2 separate regions of the Homo sapiens genome follow, and region 2 is linked to region 1. A link is an interaction called in ENCODE POLR2A ChIA-PET data of the cell type or tissue named here. Cell type or tissue: A673. All regions are shown on one strand.

Evidence for each region. Peaks named below come from ENCODE experiments on the same cell type or tissue, not always from the same donor. Only the 100,000 strongest peaks of a DNase experiment are listed, where the experiment ranks them.
Region 2: POLR2A ChIA-PET joins it to region 1 with 11 read pairs; 2 of 35 experiments call an interaction of 5 or more read pairs at or near these places.

Annotation. Positions count from the first base shown.
Region 1 is chr10:109,507,832-109,510,331 of GRCh38, reverse strand. No RefSeq gene overlaps it. Among named protein-coding and RNA genes, the nearest start is that of XPNPEP1, 410 kb to the left of the region's middle. In A673, no CTCF peak of the experiment used is centred here; no DNase peak of the experiment used is centred here.
Region 2 is chr10:109,449,448-109,451,947 of GRCh38, reverse strand. No RefSeq gene overlaps it. Among named protein-coding and RNA genes, the nearest start is that of XPNPEP1, 470 kb to the left of the region's middle. In A673, a CTCF peak has its summit at 315 (motif pointing left); a DNase peak (open chromatin) is centred at 997.

The DNA of each region.
Region 1 (2,500 bases):
GGAGCTGGAGACCGCTATCCTAAGCAAACTAACATAGGAACACAAAACCAAATACCACATGCTCTCACTTATAAATGGGAGCAATATAATGAGAACATATGGACACAAAGAAAAGAACAATAGACACAGGGGCCGACATGAGGGTGGCGGGTGGCAGGAGGGAGAGAATCAGTAAAACTACCTGTCAGGTACTATGCTTAGTACCTGGGTGATCTTTACACCAAACCTCCATGACAACAATTCACCTATATAACAAAGCTGTGCATGTACCCCTGAACCTAAAATAAAAGTTAAAAGAAAAAAAAGTTGTGCAGAATCTTACAGCAGTACTAGAGTTAAAAAAACAACAACAACTTAGAAACATAATTTCCCATACATGGGCACCTACCAATTTTCTAACAATAAGAAAAAAGAAGATAATATGGTCCCTAATATGTGCCGTTAAACTACTGCAGCCTAATATTCCAACAAAAGACATGCATCAGGCTCAGGAGATGGCTCCTCTTCCTACACTTTTACTTTACCAAGACTTTGACCTGGCTAATCCTTCTCACATGTAATCTAGGAGAGAACAGAAAATAGTTTGAGGTGATGGCTGCCTACAGCTTGAGAAGACATAAAATCTGCAGCTGAACATTGTATGTAGCTTCCTTAATGAAAGATCTCATTCTTTAATTTTAATTGTTAATATGATTTACATGATCCAAAACATATTTGTGAAACCCAAATGGCATTTTTGTCTTTAACTTTAGGAAACTGTTTTTATAGTGTAAAGTTTTTTTTTTAACTCCTCTCTTATTATTTTGAGCCATTAATATATCTAGTTTTGCTTTTTCACACATCTTTGTGTGTTTGAAGAAGGAAAATCATTCTCCAGAAATTATTTTCACAGAAGAAATATTGCCTAAAGCTAATCAGGAGGAAGAGGGATCCATTCATGAAGTCTGGGGAGTGTCTCTACTTCTGGTATAGCCTGCCCTGGCGACTAGCAGTCTGAGTCACCTATGTCCCATGGCTACATCTAAAGTGTCTCCCCACAGTTCTGGCTGGGAGCTCTCATGGGAACAATGGCTATGGCCTCCTCACTGGTTTCCAAAATGCTTCCTCAATTATTCCCCTTCAATCCACTTTCCATAAATCAGTCAAAGTGACTTTCTGCAGCTCAGAATTCCTCAGTGGCTTTCCTTGGTTCAGAATGAAACTAAAACTTCATGCCATGTCCTACATGTACCTCATGATCTGGCTGCAAGCTGTCTGATCAGGGTAACTTAGGAAAGATTTGAGTGAGTACAACTGAAGGTAAGTGAGCTTGGTATCTACCTGCATGGCCATAGTCTGAGAGCTTTCCTGGGAAGTCAACAGCGGGTCTCCAAGAACCACTCCTCCTTTCTCTTTGCCCATCTATGCTCCTTATATATATCTGTGATGAGCCTAATTCTTGTTCTTCCTCCTCCTCCTGCTCCTCCTTGTCATCCTTTTTCCAGCTAGACTTGTTCCTGACAACTTAACAGAAGCAATGATTCTGGGGCTGAAGTGAAACTTATTTTGGATAAGACATCCTGCTATAGAAGAAGCATAAGTTTCACTCTCATGCTCTTTGCATTTGATAATTTTGCATCTTTCATCTCAGATAAAGAATTACCATCATGGACCCAAATTTTTAAACCAGTTTGTTCTACAGAGGCACATCAGATGGAAGCAAAAGAAAGCTCTGTATTGACCCAAGTAATGACTATGCTATGGAAAGAGCAGAAGTGGACTCTAGCTGGGGCTGAATGCAGCTCAGACTTGGTCCGCTTGAGGCCAGGCCCATAAGTACTCCTGTAATGAGTTTCTTTACTTGTAAGCATCTGCTATCACTGCTTAGCCCCAAATATGTTGTGGTGGATCTGGTGAGTAAAGTGGGACTGGCTACCAAATTTCAGGAGAGATCGTGGAATCTTGTAGAAGTCACAAATGTCAAAGATCATCACAAACTCTGAGACTTTTTTGTTAGTGAGGGTCAGTGCCCAGGGGCACAATTTGACCCTTGGAGGGAGATTGTTAGGTCACACCCTCAGGTGGCCCCTCTTCATCCTCACCTCCTGTTGGGTATGGGCATGGCCTATGACTTGCAACCAACTAATGGAATATGGCAAAAGTGATGGGATGTTACTCCTGTGATTGTGGCCAGTTGAATGGTTCTATTGTTTTAGCAGATTCTTTCTGTCTTCCTCCTTCCTTCTCTATCTGCTTCTGACTTTGAAGAAGCAAACTTACATGGATTCTACAGCCTCAAGGAAGTGAATTCTATCAACCATTTAGGAGATCTTGGAAGTAAGATCCTCCCCAGTAAAGGGTCTGATGAGAATCCTGCTATGGTGAACACCTGGGTGCAGCTTTATGAGACCCTCAGCAGAGGGCCCAGCTATGCTTGGACACCTGAGTCAGACACTAGGACATATACATGAGTGTTGCTTGAAGCTGCTTAATTTGTAGTAATTTGTTACTCACACTAGAC
Region 2 (2,500 bases), 58 kb after region 1:
AATGAACCTAAGCAAATTTCTCTAGTCTTATGGTTCAGAAAAGGATAATTCCTGAGAGGTTTGGAAAATGCAAATAGGTCCACAGTTAAATGTTATCTATCTACCTAATTATTCTACTTATGTAACCTATATGTATGTATATATTCACCTACATAGTTACTTATCTTCCCAACCTACTCAGCACTCCAAAAAGGATAATTCCTTTACTGGACCATAAAACTAGAGACATTTACTTAGGCTCATAGATGGTTTTATTTATATTTCTTATTAGGAAGCAGTCTTTTGCCTTGAATGTGCTTGGAGCGGTGGCTGCCCTCTTGTGATGATAAAGGCACAGATGTAAGAATGAGGATGGCAGAACGAATGGACACAAAGAACTTGGATTTTTGAGATGTTATTGAGCTGTTGCACTGAGTTACTTTTTTCAAATTCCTTATTAAGTAAACAAAATATAACTTTATTATTTAAGCCCTTTTTAATAAGCTTTTTCAAAGTTAACTTGTGGTGAACACATTCTTATTGATACATATTTTATTTCTGATATATGCCTTCATCTTATTGTATTTCTCTGTTGTCTGCTGTTGAACTGTGGGTGGCTCAAGGAAGCCAGGACATATCTTGGAATGTTTTGAACGGCATCTGAGCATGCTCATAACTTTTTATTGACTGCAAAAGTAATATCTTGACCTGCTTTGAATTACTTTTCTCTTTTGCTTTGCTCAAGCAGAACAGGAACTTCTATGAATATATGCCCATGTTCCTCACTGGCACCTGAGGCGGGCTGTGTTTATTAAAAATTAAGTCATATACTATTTATATACAGTTAATAAATTAGGATTGTTATTCACTGTACAAAGGTAATTACTGTTGAATTAAACTGTGAGCTTCCTGAAAGCCTCTTAATAGGATTTCACTAGGCAAAAATGAGGTCACTCAGACCCTTTGAGGAGCTTGTCATTTGACTTGATTGATGTCTGCCCTTTTCTCTCTTTGTTGCTGAGCTCTGTTCCCAAACAATGGGGCTGCTCCACTGACAAGAGGGCTCCCAAGAGCTGGATCTCCAGTTCCCTGGGGGCTAAGGCAATTTATAAGGGATCAAAGTTCCCATCCAGTGAAGGGTAATTAAGGATTTGGAGAATGCAGAACTGGAATGCACCCTGTGGTAGGTGCATTTCAGGGGCATGCTATTTTAATTGCTTTCAATTTATGGACTGTTAGTATACAGTTACTGGTGTCCTCCCTTTTGCCTTCTAATAATTTAACCTGTACTCAGATCCCCACTCCTCAATCTGTCCCACTGTAGCCCTTTCTGTTGTTGTATTTTTCTCAGGATATTGTTGTCTGAGAGTTCTGGAAAATGCAAATAGGTCCACAGTTAAATTTTATCTACTTACCTAATTATTCTACTTATCTAACCTATATGTATGTATGTGTATATATATATATATATATATTTGCCTACATAGTTACTTATCTTCCCAACCTACTCAACGCTCCTAAACTACTTGGTTTGCTAACCTACTTTGTGCCTATATTTATGCACCTATCTTTTCAAAACATAAAGAGCATCTACCAATGAAATCAATGACATTCTTTCTGTATTGTATAGCTTTGCTCAGTGTTACTCTGACCTTGAGTTAAAGGGTTTTCAGCTCATGTTCAGGGCTTATTAGTAGTAGTAGTATTTTTGTTATGGTTCTATTTAGGAAGCAGCCTTTTTGTAACATCTATGAGGAGGATAGACAGGTGTGATTTTGTCAGATTCTTTAATACATGATGATGATATTAAAATTGATCATGAGGAGGTTATAGAAATTGTCTCTGTTCTTGTAGATTTTAAAATTAGCTTCATATAGAATGATTTATTCATTTATCTGTTTTTAATTATTACATTTTCCTCCCATACCTGGTATTTTCCTTTACTCTGTCATTCATCAAGTGTTTAATAAATGCCAGTATGTACTGAACCTTATGCTAGGTGATATAACAAAAGCCATATTTGGATTCCAAAGAAATATAGGCCAGTCCCTTATAACACATATTTGATCTTTGTCTCAACAAAAGGAAGAAAGCTCTAAAATATTGTACTATTAGAGAGTATCTCCCAAAAATTCATGTCTGCCTGAAACCTGTGAATGAGACCTTCATTGGAAACAGGGTCTTTGCAAATGTAATCAAGATGTTGGGTGGTGCAGCTGTAAGCCAAGGAACACCAAAGATTGCTGGCATCCACTAGAAGCTAGGAAGATGTAGGATGGACTCCTTCTTAGAGCATTCAGAGGGAGCATGGCCTGGGCCATGATTTTGGATTTCTAGCCTCCAGAACTGGGACTGAATAAATTTATCTTATTTTAAGCCACAAAGTTTGTGATAATTTGTTACAACAGTCCTAGGAAACTAATGCATGTATTTGAAAAGGACATTTGATTCAGAGATTGAACATTATGAGAGAAGAGGAAAAATCACCCAAACTTCTGTGTGTAAATCCAGTCACTTTTAA